4 separate regions of the Homo sapiens genome follow, and all the other regions are linked to region 4. The links are chromatin loops, found by intact Hi-C in ENCODE. Cell type or tissue: mammary epithelial cell. All regions are shown on one strand.

Region 1 (5,000 bases), 690 kb before region 4:
TAATGGTTCTGTGCTCCAGCATCCTCCTCTGAAAAATGGGATAATAGACTCTGCTCCATAGAGTTGCTGGAAGAATGAAATAAATGCTGAACACAGTACTTAGGACATACTTAATGCTCAATATAGCCATTATGACTATTATGCCAGTTACTTTGGGCTCACATGTCGTAGCATGAACAGTTGGACCACGTGATTGCAGGGTAAATGGGCTCAACCTGCAATGGCTGTGACCACAGTCAAATCCTTGGTTTCCAACATGCTCCATTTGAACACGGGATTTCTCATGCCTGGATATGGCTTTCCCCCACTTCTGCTTGTGTGCCTGTGTGGTCCCCAAAGCTTCCCAGCCCCACATCTGCCTCACCAGCAAGTGCAACCCTCTGGACAGCATAGAGGTTCTATTCGAGGGTCACAGGACCCAAGCCATCAGGTAAGCCTGACTCCACTAATCTCTGGAATTCAGTATCCAGGACCTCACCTGACCTGGTGTTTCCACAGAGATCCCAATTACAGAGTGGACCCAGAGGGAAGGGAAAATCCCGCAAACGTTGCCAACCACCATTCCTGAGCTGAATTCACCTTCCCTCCCCGCAGACAGACACTTGCAGGATTTAGACAAACCACAACTGTTTATTGGTGAAAGACTCAGCTTCCTCATGTGCTCGCTGCAAAATAAATAAAATACCAGATGCTAGTATCGTACACTATTTACAACCTGCAGCTGACCAAGCAGGTCCTGAAGCCTTCTCTGTGGACCAGTACTGCACTCTTCTGAGGCTACGGGAGAGGTCCAGCAGCCGGGCCAGGGACTAAAAGGAAACGAAGGATCTGTTTTATTTCGAGCTCGGGGGCAGGCTGCACTTCTCGCAGATCTGAACGGGCAGCATGTGAGTCAAGGAAGTACTGTTTATGGCCACCAGCAGCTGCAACTTGCCCATACAGTCCTCCAGCGCCGCCTCCGGGTGGTCTCCCAGTCGCAAGTCCACGGGCCGCGAGACCCGCAGCATGCGGTCCGCCAGCGCCAGGCAGCAGATCGCCAGGAGGGAAGGGGAGTAGCTGGTGAAGGCATAGTCGGCCAGACTCAGCTCTGCCACCCCCCGCGCCAGGGCTTGCGCTTCCAGAGCTTCGGAGGCCTCAGCCTGCCCCGCCTCCACGCGAGCGTGCGTGAAATGCTCCAGGAAGAAGCTAATGGTGGGCGCACCCAGGGTGAAGTGCAGCTTGTGCAGCACGATGCACTCGAGGTTGCAGAGCTGCTGCCGGGAGAAGGCGCCGCAGCAGAGGGCCAGAAGCTGCTTCACGCGCGGCGGGTGCACCTCCACCTGCAACACAGGGCGCACTCAACCCCGCTTTGCGGCTTCCCGGGCCCCAGGCCCACCCCAGTATGACGCCCGGACTTTCCCCATCCCTTCCAGAGAGACAGCCGGGGCTCTGCCTCTCCACTGCTTCCACGTAAGTGACCTAGAGCGTACTTCCAGCGCAGTTGATCTAACTACTGTCCAACTAAAAAAAAAAAGCTTGGGAAATTTTGAAGGCTTTTTCGGAGGCTAGACTAGAGGTGCCAAAAGAGCTATTTGGGACTGATTACAGCTATTAGTCTATTAGGCTATTTCTTTGGAAGCCGAGTGACAGGATTTTTCGTTTGTGGAGAAATTGTGAAGTTAAGGCTAAGGGATATATGCGTATGCAAATGTCTGATAAAATGAGTTCTGGGAACCCAGCACTGAATCGTGCGCGCTGGAAAGACGGGCGGCCAGGGAGTGGCGGGGGAGTTTGGCTGCGTCCCCAGATGCCGCGTGTACCTGTTTGATACCCCAGGTACCTGTTTGCAAGCGATGAGCAAGGAGGTGACCCCAAGCAGCTGGAAGCAGTCTGCAGCCACCGGCGTGGTGGTGAGGAAGCGGTCCAGAGTGTTCACCGTCAGGCACAGCGACTCGAAGGAGAGGCCGAATTGGCGGTGCACCGGGATCAGCCAGCTGAGCAGCTTACAGCGGGATTCCGCCGTCACCTGCCGGGAAGGAGGGGGGAGGCGGGCCCGCTGGGCTTAGGGTGGAGAGGGACTGTGGAAGGGAAGGAAGGGCCAAGAAGAATCGGGGAGCTTCCCAGGAGAGGGGCAAGAAGATTTCAGAAAGAGAAACGCAATGGAAACTGGGAAACGCGTGGGCCGTGCTGAGCCGGAACACCGGGATTGGGACCTGGCGCTGTGCAGAGAGCGTCGTACACGTTACCTCGCGTAATGGGCTCAGCAATTCAAAGGAAGGGGAGGGGTTCCATTTTGCAGATGAAGAAAGAAGCTCAGGGGTGTTAAATAACTTGCCCGAGTTCGGTAGGAGTCCAGACTCAACCCGGAAACGAATTCCTCTCTACCGTGCCCCAGTAGCCAGCTTGGGACGGGGCAAGTCCCTCAAGCCGTCTACGCCCCACTTTTCTCCATCTGTAAAATGAGGCCGGTGACGCCCCTCCACGGCCCCTTGTGCTTCGACTCGGGGCGGGACCTGGGCTGTCGCGGGCCCGGGCGCTCGGAGGGCCGAGCCGGCAGGAGAGGAGAGAGCCTGGGAGGAGAGGAAGAGCGGCGGCGTGGAGCTGGCTCTACCAGCACCTCACTTGTGGCTGCCGTGCCAGCGCCTCCCGCGGGTGGAAGTGGCTCTCCTGCGCCTTGCGGAAGGCGTAGCAGCTCTGGCCGTAGTCGCGGAAGGTCTGTAGATCTAGCTGCGCCACGGGCTGGGCCGGGCCGGGCAGGGGGCTACCACCCCGCGCCGCAGAGGGGCTCTCTGCGCCGTCTGAGCCGGAGCTGGGGGACTCGAACAGGTCGCAAATGCCGGAGTCTCCCGGGAGCGGGCACGGGTTCAGGGGATGCAGCGGCTGCTTCCTCCGGAGGCGCGGACGCCTGCTCTTCTTCACCGGGGCGCGAAGGTTCTGGTCGTTGTCCCGCCTCCCCGCTCGGGCGGCGGGGCTCGAGGGGCTGGTGGGACAGGGGGTCACCATGATGCGGCCGGGTGGCCGCTTTACTACCTTCAACGCCCGGGCTGCGGCGGGCAGCAAACGCGCACTCGAAAGTGCGAAGGAGGCCGGGCTCAGAGGCTGGCGCGGTCCTAAGTACCCGGCCGGCTCCTTCTCTCTACCACACCCCCGGCCTCTCACTGGCTGAGCCCAGAGCGGCACCGGAGCCGCGATTTTCCGGCTGGAGAACCACTCGCCTCAGGGCGCAGGCAGCGCGTCGCCTCCGCGGCCCGCCGGGGGGAGGGGGAGCTGCAGCGCGCGCCAGGCACCCGCCTTTCGCGCCTGCGTCCTGCGTTACCTGGGCAACCGGAGCCCGGGTCGCTGCGGGAGCCCGGGTCACTGCGGAGCCCGGGTCACTGCGGAGCCCGGTGCACGGAGTGGGAGTAGGGCTGCGGCGGGCGCAGCCAAGCGGCTCCGCTGCGCCGGTTAAAACATTCTCCCAGGGGGCATCTCTCTGTCCTTGGCCAGATGGTCTCGACACGTGCGGGCACCTCTAACCCAGGTCGGTAATTTTGTAAAGGTCTGATCCTGAGTTCCAAACGAAAGTCGGGCTAGAATTCTGTCGACACGGGAAAAGTTTTCTTCAGTGACCCAAACAAGCAATAGTGTTAATTCGGTTGCGTTTGTCGGTTTTGTTTCGGTGGGTACCGGAGTAGCCAGTGCCCTTCCTTCCGCCAGCCTCGGGGAGCAGAGCCTCAGAAGGGCCGTTTGTGCTGCGGAATAGATTGGAGCTCCACCAGCCAGCCACGCTTTCGCGCTCAAAACAAAACGGAAAACTGCCGGATCAACCTCAGTCGGCAAGCAAGTCTGCAGGCCGTGAAGACTTTCTCCCACACTTTTCACCCCAAGCCAAGCAAGCTGGGGCTACAGCGGTTTAAGAACATTGTTGGAAAGTTGCATTTCGAGTTTGATCGAATTGCTCACAGCCTGTTCCGTTTTAGGTCATTAGCTTCTGGCCTTCTGCCCCGCCGGCAGCCCAGTCCTTGGTTTTTCCCTGCTTCCTGCGTCCGCTCCTTCAGGGTGATAAACTCAGGGAAATTAAAGCTGGAATGGGGACGCCCAGGCCGACCGGGCGTGGCAGTTTCCTCAAGGCGCCTCGGGTTTAGTCCACAGACTCCCGTCCTGGTAGAAGCTGGAGCCCTTCTGTGGCCTGAGTGAATCTTCCTGAGGGTCTCTGACCCTATAGGAGAAGGGGCTGCAGGAGCACAAGTAGCCCATAATCAACCTCACAGGCACTTAGCAACGGCAGAAAGCTCAGGTACCCTCAACCCTGGTGTTTTCCAGAGGCGAGGCTACTGGGTGCCAAACCAAGAGCAGGTTCAGCCACCTAACCTCATTCCAGAAGAAAGCTGATAAATGTGTCTGCTCAAAGTACAAGTTTCTGTCTATGAAAATTTAGTAGATGGTGGGATGGTGTCTCCTAGAGATGCAGGTGAAAGAAAAGGAATGGATTTTGGGTTCTGACCACTGTTCCTCCTATTTCCCCATAACTCTGAGCAAGCTCTCTATTCTGCCCTAAATAATGTCATTTGGGCCGGGCGTGGTGGCTCACGACTGTAATCCCAGCACTTTGGAAGGCCAGGGCAGGTGGATCACATGAGGTCAGGAGTTTGAGACCAGCCTGACCAACATGGTGAAACCCCATCTCTACTAAAAATACAAAAATTAGCTGGGGGTGATAGCACACACCTGTAATCCCAGCTACTTGGGAGGCTGAGGCACGAGAATCGAGAATCGCCTGAACCTGGGAGGGGGAGGTTATAGTGAGCCAAGATCATGCCACTGCACTCCAGCCTGGGCAACACAGCAACACTCCGTCTCAAAAGAAAAATAAATAAATAATCTCATCTCTAACATGGGAGACGAGCTAAGAAACACTGGGAGTGGTGCCAGGCCTTACTGTCTCTCAGACTATTGTTGGGAGGAGCAACATTATGGGAGGAGCAATTGAACCTGTGGAGAGGACTCAGATACCAGACTTCTTCCTAGAGAAGCTTTCTGGG
Region 2 (5,000 bases), 510 kb before region 4:
CAGCACTGAAGCTTTAACCCAGAAGTATACTGTAAGATGTTCTTTAAAAATATTTTTTGTTTGATTTCATGAATAAATCTCCTTGTACATTGTTCACTTTATTATTGAACTTTCTTTATACTTTCATGTGCTTTAGATTGCAATAGATATTAAATCTGCAAAGCGAGAACTGAAGAAAGCAAGAACAGTCCTACAAATGGATGAACTCAAATGTCGCAAACGTGTTTTAAGAAGGTTGGGATTTGCTACTTCTTCTGATGTAATAGAGATGAAAGGACGAGTGGCTTGTGAGATAAGCAGGTAAAATCTGGTTATTGTTCTAGAAAGTTCATTTTTTTTTTCATTTTTAATTTTAATTTTTGTTTATTTTTTTTGAGATGGAGTCTCACTGTTGCCCAGGCTGGAGTGCACTGGCGCAATCTCAGCTCACTGCAACTCCGCCTCGCAGTTTTAAGTGATTTTAAAAATAACCATTATCTTTAGGAAAAAAGAGCTTTCTTAAAAATATAAAGTTTGTACAATATCTTCCACACTAAATACAGTTTTGAACCATGAAATTGAGAAATTAGAAAAATCTTAGATCTCAGTAATTAACACAAGCGCTCCTAGCATTTGTATGTATTTCCTTTGACTTTTTTTAATGCCTTGTGGGATTTTTACATAATCTTAGCTTATATATAATTTTGTATACTTTTTAAAAATTATTAACATTTTCCCACCTTGAAACTTAGCCTAGTAACCATTATCTTGTTACGTGCATAGCAAATTGTAATGAGATTTTGGGCTAATAATAGGATTTTACAACAGAACTTATTATAAGCCACAGATTAAAACTGGTTATATTATTTTCTGTTTCAGTAATCTTTTGTCACAAATGACCTCAAAACTAAATTATTTACAACATCAACAGTGACTTTATCCTCTTATTGTTTTTATGGGTCAGAAATTCAGGAAGAGCTCATTTGGATGGTTCTGGCTCTGTCCCCCAGGATTGCCGTCAGACAGGTGGTTAAGCTGAAACAGTAGGAGTCCGGAGCGGCTGGGGAATGTTAGGACCTCTCTCTCTCTGTTAGAGCTTCTCCATGTGGTCTCTCCATGTGGGCTGGTTTGGGCTTCTTCACAGTATGGCAGCAGCCTCAGGATGCTTACATGGTAGCTGAAGGCTCCAGTGTGAGTCTTCTAGCTGGCTAAGGTTGCCTTTTCTGACCTAGCTTTACCTTTTGTAACCTAGCTTTGTTATCATACACCATCATTTCCACCACATTCTCTTGATTACAGGTGAGTCATAAACCCTCCTGGATTCAAGTGGGGGATAATTAGATTCCAACTCTTGATGGGGAAGTGGCTATTGTTCAGTATGGCTTTCTGTGATAATTGGATTGTTCTGTGTCTACACTGTTCAGTATAGTAGCCACTATTTAGCATTTGATGTGTGCTTAGACAAAGGAACTGAATTTTATAATTTATATCATTTTAATTGAAATTGAAATTTCCACGTATGCACATGGCAGTCTTTATAGATCAGTGCAATTCTAGAAGAATGTGGTATAGGAGATGCTGTTGTGGCCATCTTTAGAAAATACAATTTATGATACTGTTCTAAAAAATGTGTTCGTTATTTCCCACCACGAGGAATGTCTCCTGCCTTAGGAGCCAGCTTGCCTCTGTCCTCCTTAACTGGAAAGTCATAAACTGGTAGCTCAAGCAATATCCAGTCTGAAGATATATCTTGTTTTGTCCATATAGTGATGATCATAATTCTCAGTGAATATATAAAAGACACTTTTGAAACAGTTTTTTATGTACTCAGCATGGCCAGGATGGACAGGACTAGAGAATTACAGGCCTTGTAAATGATTTCAGACTTTCTTGGTAAAAATGTAATTATATCGTTCATCTGTCCAGATGTTACAGACTCAGATGTCTTCATAGAACCAGGAGACTGTGGTGAACAGGACAACTCTTAGCCACCAAAAGGGGGCAGTGACTACCCAGCCCTAGTTAGTTGTTATCACAGGATAATGTGCTATTGGATTTTAATTAATAACATATCCAGGATTAAATCTAAACTGCAGTACTGGTCTACTGATTTATATGCTAATGTTATTGGGATTATTTCCTTCTAATAATTACCTGTTTTACAATTAATATAGAAATTAATTTCCTTTAGATATCTACAACTAGATTTTGTGTTGAAAGAATGGAAATTGATTTTATTCCAAGATACATTTTTCATTTATAGTAATAACAATATTATATCAAAGTTTGTTAACTTTCCCCCAAATTTGCAAAAACTGGGGCATCATCCTAGACTCCTTCTCTCACCCATTTTGCCTTTTTAAACATTGCCACTGGCTAATGTGTATCCCTCATTATTTTTGGCCTCAATTACTGCAGTTGCCCTCCTGATTATTCGTTGCCTCCCTTCTTGAGTTTTCAAAACCCAAAGCACAAATCTGGTATGTCGTTCCTCTTTCCTTCTTGAGATGGGATTTTGCTCTGTTGCCCAGGCTGGGGTGCAGTGGTGCAATCTCGGCTCACCGCAGCCTCAACTTGCCAGGCTCAAGTGATCTTCCTGCCTCAGTCTCCCAAGAACCTGGGACTGTAAGTGTGTGCCATCAAGCCTGGCTAATTTCTTTTTTAAGTTTCTGTAGAGATAGGGTCTTGCTATGTTGCCCAGGCTGGTCTTGAACTCCTGTAATTAAGCAGTCCGCCCACCTTACCACCCAAATTGCTGGGATTACAGGTGTGAGCCACTTCACCCAGCACCCAGCCCCTTTGTGCCATTCTATTTGGTAAAAGTCCCTCAGTGATTCCTTATTGCTTTTAGAATAGATTCCATAATTTAGTATATTGTTACTCTCCCTCTCCAGCAGTCTGTTGCCACACCCCACACATGCTTTTCCTTTTGCTTCATATGACCTTTCACCCCCACCCCATATCCTGCGATTCTTGCATATTTTTGCAAAGAACTTCGAAACTTGCTCTGAACTTCTTCAATCTGGTTTTAGGCTCCTCACCTTTTTTTCCTCATAACACTTGTATAAATCAATTATTAGAGCACTCTGTTAAACCACTGTTCTGTGATTATCACCTTACTTGTCTGCCCCCAATGTTAGACTGTAGCTTCTTGAAATAGTCTTTCCTCGTTTGTATTGTTGCACTCTTTGCTTGACTTAACTCTTAAGCTTAACACTAGAGACCCAAATTTAGTTTTTGACTTTTATTTATAAATATTTTAACTGTTAGTAAAGATTATAATAGTTCATGGCTTTATTCTTTTTTAAAGACTTTGCAAAAAATAAAGGCAAAGTTTACTTTTTTAATAATACAGTACAGTTATTGTATGGGTCAATTGAACCCTGATTATAGAAGTCTAGAAACATCATCTTTGTAGTGTTTCTTTTTTAGCTTGAATTGAACACAGTTGCAAATTCAGAATTTTTCATTTTCCACCCAAGAAGAAAAATAAGTGAAGATATTTTGCAGTTATTACTCAAATCAGAAGATAAACACAAAGGGACAAAAAGCACTGTAGTCAAAGTGATAATGGTGAGATTGATTATATAAGCAAAGTCTCAGACCCTAAGTAAATTCTCAGACATAATAACTAGTGCATGAACAATATTTTTATTTATTTATTTATTTATTTATTTATTTATTTATTTATTTATTTATTTTGAGACAAGGTCTAGCTCTGTCACCCAGGCTGGAATGCAGTGGCAAGATCATGGCTCAGTGCAGTCTTGACCTCCTGGGCTTAAGTGATCCTCCCACCTCAGCCTCCTGAGTAGCTGGGACTACAGGCGTGTGCCACCACGCTCAGCTTATTTTTGTATTGCTTTGTAGAGACAGGGTTTTGCCATGTTGCTAGGCTAGTCTTGAACTCCTGGGCTCAAGAGATCTACCTGTTTCAGCTTCCCAAATGAGCCAGGAGCCACTGTGCTCTGCTGAACAATATATTTCTAGGGATATATATATATATGAGATTATTATTCATGTAATCATTCAACAGAAAGGGCCTAGTTATGTAACGTCTATGATAAGAACCTGGACCATCTCATTTTGCTAAAAGGACTTGTAATAATAGTCTTTCATCTTTTATTATTTGTGCACCAAAGTTTCCTTATATGGTCCACAAGTGGTCAAATACACAGTTGTGTATATAAGGAAATTGGAAAGAGATGATGAAGAAATTTTTTAAAACCTGTTGAATTGATCATTCTAATCTTTGTAATAATAAATATATTGTCCTTATAAGTCTGTATATGAAAATGTTTCACAATTATGGAGCAAAGAAGATGACCTTCCTCTCAACAAAATCAAGTTGTCAGTTTAAAAAACTGTATTTTGATGATGCAAAAGAGGAATCAAAAGTAATAAGCTAGAACTTAAAAGAGATGTAAATCTGGACTTGTACATTTTGACAGTGCAAGTGCAAGAAGAAACAGACGTAGTGATGAGCTAGTACCTACCTGTTAGAGATGTACTTGAAATCTAGAATTGTATTTCCTAGATGGATATTTTTCAGATTTGTGGATGACAATTGGTGAGCAGCAGTTTGTTGCATTTAAAGGCTCTTGCCCATCTTGGTTATATACACTTTCAGCCTTTGGAAAATATGAATTAAAATGTGAGTCTTCTGGCCAGGTGTAGTGTCTCACACCTGTAATCCCAGCATTTGGGGAGACCGAGGTGGGAGGACTACTTGAGCTCAGGAGTTCTAGACCAGCCTGGACAACATAGCAAGACCCCATCTCTACTATAATATAAAAACTTTAAAAAATTAAAACATAAAAATAAAAAAATGTGGTTCTTCTTATGAGTACATTCTAATTAAGATTTCTAGTAAAATTGTTTTTCATTATCTTTATTCTACAGATTATTTGTAAAATAACTGAAAAATAATTAAAAGAGTCCTTTGGCCCTAGAAAATAAATGACAGTGATGATTTTTCCTAGCATACTAAAGGTTAAGAAATTGTTCTTATTTCACGAATG
Region 3 (5,000 bases), 580 kb before region 4:
GAATCCAACTAAATACATTTTTTACTTTTTTCTTTAGATTTTGAGAAGTATGCTTTACAGAGGTTCCGAAGTTATGAGAGAAGTTGCTTGGGTTATATTTGATGAAATTCATTATATGAGAGATTCAGGTATATTCAGTGTTGAAATGTATATCATGTATTTCCCTTCAGAATGACATTAGGAATTTTGAGCAAGTTATTGTTAAACTTTGCTTCTAGTTTTTGTGTGGCTAGGGTTCTAATAAACTGTTGTTTCTTTATTTTTATTTACCTATTTATTTTTGAAACAGAGTTTCACTCTGTTGCCTAGGTTGAAGTGCATGATCCTAGGTAGGATCCTAGGTAGGATCATGGTTCGCTGCAGCCTTGATCTCCATCTCAGTCCCCCAAGTAGCTGGAACTACAGACGTGTACCACCATGTCTGGCTAATTTTTATTTATTTTATTAGTAGAGATGGCGTCTCACAACGTTGAGCAGGCAGGTCTTGAACTCCTGGACTCAAGTGATCCTCCCACCTTGGCCTCCCAAAGTGCTGGGATTACAGGCGTGAACCGCACCCAGCCTTGCTTCTTTAAATAGTGGACAACATGATATTATTTTTCCATTAAGATTTCATTCAAGTACAGCTCTTTAATAGTAACTTTTGCTGGGTGAGAAATGCAAATTCAAATAAAGCAAAAGAAATTAAAAGATGGCGTGCTTCTAATAGCTCACCAGTAGAACTAATGTTACAGAATTTCTAAAACTTCTAGCTTGCAAAGTTAACTTTCCTGATTTTTATTTAGTTCAGTAACTATGAAATATGTGTTTATGGTAAAAACAAAAAGTGAGGATTATGAAATAAAAATGAACAAAAAGAAAAACTTACAAATGCCCCTTACTTAGGCTGTTACGCTCTCGTAATGAAAAAGTAAGTATGCTTGGAATTTGTAGGGTGCTGGCAGGGCTAACGTTAACAAACACATTGAAAAGTTAAATGTTTAATATGTACACGCTTAAAATAAGATTTAGTTTTTATTTAAACTAGCTCACTAAATCAGCCTGTATTTATGGAGAAAGCAATAGAATTTAAGAAATCATTTACCCTTTGAATATTTCACCCTTTCCAAATTTATAAAATTAAGCTCTTAACAGAGTTGTTTTGGTTTTAGAATCAGAAATCCTTTGTTGATTTGTCTATTTTAGGAGGGAAGCTGTCAAACTTTTTCCGTTTTAATAAAAAATGACTTACGGTTTTATCTTTCATCAAGTCTTTCTTTCATCTCCAGAGGATCACAAGGATAATTTGGGTGAACGATGCCGTCTGGAATAGGAATAGTATCTTCTAAATGTGTTGCTATAACTTTCTACAAGTTAGTAACCATTACTTTTCAATGTGCAGTAGAAATACTGTTCCGCTGCCTTGTCATTGAGGCTCTTGTTAGGTTGTTTGGAAAGATTAACCCTGGAATTGCTCTTTGTAGGCTATTTCAGAGTACATTGTATTTATAGTGGTTTAGTCTACTAATTTTCTACTGGATAGATTAATGGTGAGAAATAGTTTTCAGTAAGGTTCTGTGGCTTAAAATATTCTTGAGTAAAGTCTGCATTTCTAACTATAAAGCTTCAGAGAATATAATTTTAGATATTATCACAGAGTGACACTGTAGTCCAACTATAGTCCAAAGTATATATTTATTTTTTTCAGAACGTGGTGTAGTATGGGAAGAAACTATTATTTTGCTTCCTGATAACGTCCACTATGTCTTTCTTTCGGCTACTATTCCAAATGCCCGACAGTTTGCTGAATGGATTTGCCATTTACATAAACAGGTATTTTTTCCTCCTTTTTTGATGTCTTCAATATTCAAAATGTTACAGATTAGTCTTGCTTTACTCTCCCTTTGCTTTTCTCCTGATGTTGTCCAGAATAATAAAAAAAACATTTTAATGGTAAACTGCTTCTCAAATCAAGCAGCTTATCAAAATCAACTGACTGACTTTTTAGAAATGTTGATTTCTGAGCCCCATCTCAAACCCACTATATCTAAATCTCAGGTAATAGTGCCTTGGGAACTCCAATTTTAAAAATTCCCCAAGTTGATCTGATGATCTGCCAGGTTTAGAAACTACTGCATTTACTCAAATAGTTATCCATGAGTACACAGAATTTCCCCTAATGCCTTGGTGCCAGGAAAAGCTGGGCATCTCTGGAGCATTTGATTTGATTTTTCTCATGTAAACACAGACTTTTTACTGACTTTCTGTTATTGCCTTTCTAGTCTGACTTTAGCGTCTGTATATGCTTGTAATAGGCATTTGTTTATGTATACTGAATTTATTCTTGCTTTTATTTTTCTGCCCTTAATTTTCCTTTACACTGATGTTCTCATGAACTTATCTGTTTATAAGCTCCCTGATCGTGTTTTTATGGCATTCTCCCATATTGCTTCTGTAGGATAGAAAAATCCAATGGATCTTGGGGAGAAGCTAGATCAAGTGCTGCTTTATACTAAGGTTTTGAAAAGCCTGGGTGGGGCAGAAAAGTTCCATTTTACTTCATGGATCCTTTGTATCACCGTATACCTCCTCTATAGAAAAATAAGCATCTTTCCGTAATTACAGCATTCCAGGGCTAGGTAATGGGTAGTTGATGCTCAGGTCATGTATTTAGCCCTGGTTAGGGAATTGGTAAGTTGGGAAGATGGTAGTATAATTTCATAGACCTAATTTTTCTACGTTTTTCTCTTGCCTGGGTTTTAGTGAATTTTTTGAAGTGTTTTCTTTTTGAAATGTTGAATTCATTACTTGATTTTCTTAAGATCTTTTAGGTTGGACTAAGATACAGTTTTATTTTGAGGAAATAAAATTTTGTATGTTTAATTCTTTCTTTTTACAGCCTTGTCATGTTATTTACACAGATTATCGGCCCACTCCATTGCAACACTACATTTTTCCAGCAGGGGGAGATGGCCTGCATCTTGTGGTTGATGAAAATGTAAGAGAGTAATTGTCCTTTTTAAATCTATAATGTCATACTTTATTATTAATATCTTGTTGTTGTTGTTTTTAAATTTTGAATTAGAGAAGAATGGAAAAGATACATTTGTTTGTCTTAGTTTTAATCAATCGATCTTGATTTTTTTGTGTGTTTTTATTTCAAACATTATGTTTGAGACTTGTGTTTTTCTTATGCATGAATCAGATTTCCCTCCTTTCCCAGTATTTAAAAATACCTAGAGAATAGGGGTTCTGGACATGTTTCAGATATCTTATGTTTTGCTTTTCTTCATTTTTTATTCCTTCTTTTTCACCTTTTAATACCTCTTACCACAGATCATGTTTGGACTATTTTAGTGGCTTTCATTATTATACTAAATTATTTTTATTTGGGGAAGCCTTATGTATGAAAAATGTTTGAATTATGATTAAGTATTAGTGAAGTTACACAGAAAAAATTTGTGATTCCAGGGTGACTTCAGAGAAGATAATTTTAATACTGCAATGCAAGTGCTTCGAGATGCAGGTGATTTGGCCAAAGGAGACCAGAAAGGGCGGAAAGGAGGAACAAAAGGTAATTTGGAACTTTGCTTTGAGAGAATTTTACATGTAAATTGTATATTCAGATTACTCTGATATTTTTTGTCTTAGTTTTTTTTTCTCAAGCTATGTAAAGGTCTAGACGATATGTGATAAAATTGGATAAATATTTATCTTTTTTGTATGACATTAAGTATAATTTACATACTATAAAATTCACTCATCTAAGTATACAATTCAGTAGTCTTTAGTATATTTACAGAATTGTGCAGCCATCACCACTGTCTAGTTCCAAAATATTTTCATGAACCCAAAAAGAAACCCTGTACACATTAACAGTTATTCTCCCTTTTCCCCCAACCTTTCCCTTCTCATCCCGCAGACTTAGTTAATCATTAGCCTGTTTTCGATCTCTGTGGCTTTCCCTTGTCTGTGCATTTCATGTTTGGAGCAACTGGCTTCTTTCACTTAATGTAATGTTTTCAAGGTTCGTTACTTTTAATTTTTTTTTTTTTTTTTTTTGAGACAGTGTCTCGCTCTGTCACCCAGGCTGGAGTACACTGGTGCTGTCTTGGCTCATTGCAACTTTCTGCCTCCTGGGTTCAAGTGATTCTCCTGCCTCAGCCTCCCAAGTAGCTGGGATTATAGGCACCTGCCACCATGCCTGGATAATTTTTGTATTTTTAGTAGAGACGGGGTTTCACTGTGTTGGCTAGGCAGATCTCAAACTCCTGACCTGAAGTGATATGCCCATCGTGGCCTCCCAAGTGATGGGATTACAGGTGTGAGCCACTGTGCCCGGCTATTTTGTTCATTTTATGCTATATGTACTCATTCCTTTTCATGGTTAAATAACATTCCATTGTATGGATATACCACATTTTGTTTCTCCATTCATCATTGGATGGACTTTTGGGTTTTTCTGGTTTTTGACTGTTAGGAATGCTGTTGTAAACATTGATGCATGTACTATTTAATACAAGTTTTTGTGTGAATAGGTGTTTTCCTCTGGATATGTACCTAGGAGTGGAATTGCTGCACCATGTGGAAAGTCTATGTTTCACCTTTTGAGAAACTGCCAAAGTATTTTCCAAAGTGGCTATACCATTTTACATTTCCTTCCAGGAATGTGTGAGGGTTCCATTTTCTCTATATCCTTTGTATCACCGTACTCCTCCTCCATAGAAACAGAGGCATCTTTCTGTAATTACAGCATCCCTGGGCTAGGTAATGGGTAAATGAAACAGATTATGTATTTTGCCCTGATTTCCCATTTGGAAAGATGGTGGTATAATTTGATGGATCTAATTTTTTCACATATAATTTTTCCACGATACTTAGTATTGTATGTCTGATTATAGTCATCCTATTGAATGTGAAGTGGTATCTTAATGTGGTTTCAGTTTACATTTCCCTGGTGGCTAATGATGTTGAACATTTTTTCATGTGCTTATTGGCCATTTGCATATTCTTTCTCTATT
Region 4 (5,000 bases):
AGTGTGGATTGCTGGCTTCAGCACTGAGATAGTACTGGGCTCCTCCTGTAACTATAGTGACAGAGTCAGCTGTGACTCCCTTGACCTTTGTGGGAGGCCACTAGGAGGCTGGTGAGATCAGGGCAGGCGAGGCAATGAGTGAGTGGCCCAAGGTGCAGTGAACCCAGCACTTGCCAGCCAGGAAGGCTGATGGTATTTTTTCTAGGAGAGTTTGAGGAATCAGTACTAGGATTGCAGGCATGAACTTCGCAAGCCACCCACTCAGGTGTGCAAAACATCACTTTACTTTCCTAAAACTAAAATTAATTGCCAGCCTGAGACCTGACACTTCAAAGTAACCTCAGCCCAGTATGATGATTTCTGAGTTGCCGTAGGTTTGTGACTCAGTCACATTTGGGGTTTTGCCCTCCCCTGTCCTGCCTGGGACTGGCTCTGAGTGCCGAGGATGTTCAATGGCGCAGCGTGCATGGGGCAGAGTTGGTCACTCAGTGGCATCCTCTGGGTCATGTATTTGTCCGGCCGTGTTTTTGTCTCTGGCCTCGTGTGTTTACTATGGTCCCTCCTGTCCCTGTTGGGTCACCTACCACTTACCTTAGCCAATTGCTGCCTCGTTACTGTGGGCACAGGAAGGTGTGGCTGCTCTCTCAAAGCTCTGTCCTCCTAACATCTCCAGCGGCTGCAGCCACCCCCCCACCACCCACCCAGGACTCAGTACTCCTGGTTTACGGAACAGTGACTTCTGGTACACCAAGGAATGAGGGAGGCCCGAGGCAGGGCACTGGGGAATAAGACTCTAGGGCAATGCCCCTGTCCCGTTGTCCTGCACTCAAGTCCAGGTGTAGGAAGGGACCAAACAAAAGAGATGCGTCCAATTCTCATGCCGCCCCTGATGTCTGCTCTCCCTGCTCTCCCTGTTCTCCACCCCTTCTATGGTGTGGGCTCTTCTGTGAGCCCACTGTCCCCAGAGTTCCAGATGGGGCCTTTGGCAACCCCACCTTCAGATTCATGAACATATGGGGAGATTCTAGCCTTGCCTCCTGTCTTGGCCCGAGGATGGGGGAGGGCACGGGTACCCCCACAGCTGTTCTTTCAACCCTCCTGCCCACCTGTAGTTGGGGGAATTTTCTCAAATTCTGTGGGAGGTGGGTGAGAGGAGAGCCTGGAACAAGTTCTCCCAAACTTGTCTGTCTCACACCTGGATGTAGATGAAGCTTCTGAACCTAAAATCTAAGAATTTGATGGGAGAGAAAATGGATCCCCAATGGCTCCTGTGAGTGGATTCCAGAGATAAGGATGTTGCCCTCTGGCCCCTGCTCCTTCATCATCAAAGCTGGAAGCGTCTTTTGCTGGACAATTTGCAAATCCCCACCCAGCCCTTCCTGTTTCATTTCTTCTTTCCTTTCTCTCCTCTTGCCCCTATCTTGTGCTTTGTTTTCCCCCACTGCCAGAGCTTCTCATCTTTTAACACTTGCTATTGTTTTCTTGTTTCTTTTCATTCCTTTCTCCCCTTCCATCAGCCTCCTTTGATCATTTTCCATGGTTTTATTACCTTTGAGGGGTGGGAAGATGGTGGCTCTGTTTCTTTCTAGGTGAGAGGAGCTGTTTCTATGAGTCCCCAAAAGGCACTGGTGGGCCACACCTTAGCTCTCCTGAGCAGGTTCACAGGATGTGAGCCTCAGAGTTCAGGGCGCAGGTGACTTCCTCTCCTGGATCGAGTCACCAACTGTCCCCGCTCTGGGCACCAGGGACTGCCTCTGTGGCTGGAGAAGGCCATCTGTGTTTTCCCTGTTTACTGTCAGAGACATTGTGAGGACACAAACAGGAAGACTTGTGTTTTAGCAAGGTTATTAAAAATGGATAAACCAGTTTTCTGAGACCCTGGGATCCATGCAGACAGCTAGGTTAGTGGCCTTTCTTTAACAGTAAGAGCAGAAAATTTTTAAAGAATGACAGAGAAACCAGTCTGTGGCTTAAATAAAAAGACCACAAGTTCCTTCTGGTGTCTTGGGAGGCAGCGGTGTGAAAACACCACGCAAGGGTCTGGAGGAGGCAGGAGATGGGGAGAGATGAAAAAGGAGAGGCCCACAGTATGGATGCCTCCGGCTGCTCTGCTGATGCTCTGTGTGCGAGGAAAGCCTGTGCTGGCCTGTCCACCCCAGTCTGATTCTGTCCCCATTTCCAGCACGCCCCTAGTTACTCCTGCTGCAGCAGGCACCCTGCCACCCAGGGCAGTGGCCCACGGGCCAAATCCAGGCCCTGTTTTTGTAGGTTCATGAACTAAAAGCTATAATGACCTATTTAATGGTTGAAAACAAAAAGAATAACATTTTGTGACAAGAAAAGTCCAAGAAATTCACGTAGTGTTGACAAAGTGTAATTGGAACACAGCCATGCCCATCGTTGACCTATTCCCTATGGCGGCTTGCCCCTACAAAGGCAGAGTTGAGTAGTTTCAACACAGAGTTTTTCCCACAAAGCAGAAAACGTTTACTCTCTGACCCTTTGCAGAAAAAATTTGTGGACGCCTACCATAACCCACAGACATGAAACTCAGACTGCCACTATGTTTCAACTTTGAATTAGCTGCAAATTAAAAAGAAATCAGGATATGTCATTCTGAATTTCTGACCAAATAAGGACTGCCCTCTTTGAAGGGTGCACACACACTTACTGGTTCCCCACCAGCCCTCCTAAATTCCTGTCCCCTTCCCATAGCTAAGGTCGAGAGTTGGTGGCTTACACCAGTGGTCTTTCAACAGGAGTGATTTTGACCCCCAGCCTCCAAACCTCAGACATTTGGTGATGCCTGGAGATATTTTTGATTGTCACGACTGGGAAGGTGCTACTGGCATCTAGTGGGTAGAGGCCGGCAATGCTGGAAATTATCTTATAATGCGCAGAACAGCCCTCACAACAAAGAATTATCTGGCAGAAAATGTCAGCAGTGCTGAGGCTGAGAAGTCGTGGCCTGAACTACCCTCTGCCTTCTAGATCCACACACAGTGTTCACATGGGTGAGACTCCCCTCTAGGTGTCCCCTCTTTTTTCTAATTTAAAATTTGTTTTAAATTCAACTTTACAGCAGTAATCCCAAGAGTTTTAAATAGCAATTATTTGTCATGCTTAATTAACTCCTAACATGATCTGTGTGCACCTGTACACATTTTTCAGCTAATTGCAAATCATACTGAATACATTATGTTCTCCCATATATAAAAATTCATGCATGAGCAAAGCATTTTGAACATCCATGAAAAACCCCATGGCGGGCCTGCATGGTGTGGTTTGCTAAGGCATCCCTTGGTTGATAGGATTCGTTTAAAGGTCCTCCTAGTATAGAGTGCAATGCGATAAACATTTATCTTTTCTTACCTTTGTCCTGTCTCTTTGGGGCTGTTTTCAAAAGTGGAATTGCTGGTCAGAATTTTATGGTTGTCACATTTTGCGTGACTGTGTCCCATCAAAGGTTATGCTGATTTACAGTATCACCAGACATGTCTGACGGATCCTTTGTCCTTTTCCACTGAGAATCAGCTGTCTACCACTGTGAGCTTGATTTTGTCAATTTATCGGGAATAGTTAATGAAACTTTATAGTTATTTGTGTTGCTTTAATCCTTGTGAAGCCAAACTTTTCTTTTTTTATTGTTGCCATGTCCCTGTGTTGACATTACAGAATGTTCTCTGCCTCCGTGCTCCTGGGGACATTGACAGACCAGCTGAGTTGCTAGAAATAAGAGGGACTCAGTAGGCCCTTAGCACAGCGGGTGGACTTTGCCATTTGGTTGACTATTTAAAATACTTGTTTTTGTAGGGCATCTGAAAAAGAAATTTCACACTGGTGTATTTTGTTAATTGTTTCTACGTAAATGTTGATTATTGACAAGCCTACTTGTAATCAAAATGTGTAGTGTGGTCAGTGTCTTGCACTCTTATGTTGTGGCGGGGGGGGGGGGCGGTTCCTGAAGAGTGGAGTGTGACTAAGGATAACAGCAGTCCTCATTTCCTTTGGACACTGGGGTCAGTGGGGAGAGAGTTTGCTCCGAAGCACAAACAGCTCCAATCCATGCTGGAAGAGACCCCAGGCCACAATAGCCCTTGACACAGAGCTCTATGCAGGGCTGTGCTGCCCAAGACGCTTGTCGTGTGCTGATGAAAAGGGCTGGGGAGAAGCAAGGGGCAGGGGAGGGGCAGAACTCCACAAGAGGGCAAAACCTGCTGTCAGCAATGCTCTCGTGGCTGTTCAAGGGAAGTGAGATACTTGTACTATGCATTTCATTTTTAGGACTAGAATTCTGTCTTCCTGCCCAACTTCAATATAAGTGTGGACTAAAATGCGAGAAAGGTGTCCTGTGGTCTATGCAAATTAGAAAGGACATGCAGAGTTTTCCAACTAGGAAGACTGAATCTGTGGCCCCAAGAGAACCATCTCTGAAGACTGGGTATGTGGTCTTTTCCACACATGGACCACCTACGGATGCAATCTGTAATGCATGTGCATGAGAAGTCTGTTATTAAGTAGAGTGTGAAAACATGGTTATGGTAATAGGAACAGCTTTTAAAATGCTTTTGTATTTGGGCCTTTCATACAAAAAAGCCATAATACCATTTTCATGTAATGCTATACTTCTATACTATTTTCATGTAATACTATACTTCTATACTATTTTCATGTAATACTATACTTCTATACTATTTTCATGTAATACTATACTTCTATATTAAAGTTTTACCCACTCAGCCAGGTGCAGTGACTCACACCTTTAATCCCAGCACCTTGGGAGGCTGAGGTGGGCAGATCACTTGAGGTCAGGAGTTTGAGACCAGCCTGGGCAACATGCTGAAACCCTGTCTCTACAAAAAATACAAAAATTAGCCAGGCGTGGTGGTGCGCACCTGTAATCTCAGCTACACGGGAGTCTGAGGCAGGAGAATCACTTGAACCCGCGAGGCAGAGATTGCAGTGAGCCAAGATCGTGCCTCTGCTCTCCAGCCTGGGCA

Evidence for each region. A loop is a pair of places that touch in the nucleus more often than their neighbours do. Peaks named below come from ENCODE experiments on the same cell type or tissue, not always from the same donor. Only the 100,000 strongest peaks of a DNase experiment are listed, where the experiment ranks them.
Region 1: it touches region 4 in a loop (3-fold over the local background); 2 of 110 quality-filtered maps call a loop at or near these places.
Region 2: a loop joins it to region 4, with 5 times the contacts of the local background. A loop is called at or near these places in 6 of 110 quality-filtered maps.
Region 3: it touches region 4 in a loop (4-fold over the local background); 6 of 110 quality-filtered maps call a loop at or near these places.

What each region holds. Positions count from the first base shown.
Region 1 is chr5:55,230,542-55,235,541 of GRCh38, forward strand. It overlaps CCNO (cyclin O), which reads right to left and starts at 3,067. Exons shown (of 3, transcript NM_021147.5): 1 at 2,602-3,067; 2 at 1,820-2,005; 3 at 611-1,319. The coding sequence starts at 2,982. The coding sequence ends at 834. It overlaps CCNO-DT (CCNO divergent transcript), which reads left to right and starts at 3,353. Exons shown (of 5, transcript NR_185977.1): 1 at 3,353-3,499. LOC124900978 (a long non-coding RNA gene) reads left to right here. Exons shown (of 2, transcript XR_007058773.1): 2 at 1-98. RefSeq lists enhancers at 1,246-1,885, 1,286-1,365, 1,886-2,525 and silencers at 2,674-2,753, 3,000-3,294, 3,164-3,373. In mammary epithelial cell, a CTCF peak has its summit at 2,627; DNase peaks (open chromatin) are centred at 2,230 and 3,170; H3K4me3 peaks cover 3,248 bases; H3K27ac peaks cover 883 bases.
Region 2 is chr5:55,405,289-55,410,288 of GRCh38, forward strand. MTREX (Mtr4 exosome RNA helicase) reads left to right here. Exons shown (of 27, transcript NM_015360.5): 22 at 137-300. It overlaps LOC124900977 (a long non-coding RNA gene), which reads left to right. Exons shown (of 2, transcript XR_007058772.1): 2 at 1-96. Among named protein-coding and RNA genes, the nearest start is that of MTREX, 100 kb to the left of the region's middle. In mammary epithelial cell, a CTCF peak has its summit at 1,977 (motif pointing right); no DNase peak of the experiment used is centred here.
Region 3 is chr5:55,341,644-55,346,643 of GRCh38, forward strand. It overlaps MTREX (Mtr4 exosome RNA helicase), which reads left to right. Exons shown (of 27, transcript NM_015360.5): 7 at 38-128; 8 at 1,688-1,812; 9 at 2,879-2,977; 10 at 3,451-3,553. It overlaps LOC124900979 (a long non-coding RNA gene), which reads right to left and starts at 1,508. Exons shown (of 2, transcript XR_007058774.1): 1 at 1,232-1,508. In mammary epithelial cell, a CTCF peak has its summit at 2,936 (motif pointing right); no DNase peak of the experiment used is centred here.
Region 4 is chr5:55,918,112-55,923,111 of GRCh38, forward strand. It overlaps IL31RA (interleukin 31 receptor A), which reads left to right. Exons shown (of 15, transcript NM_139017.7): 15 at 1-4,739. Among named protein-coding and RNA genes, the nearest start is that of IL31RA, 69 kb to the left of the region's middle. RefSeq lists an enhancer at 4,721-5,000. In mammary epithelial cell, a CTCF peak has its summit at 2,857 (motif pointing left); no DNase peak of the experiment used is centred here.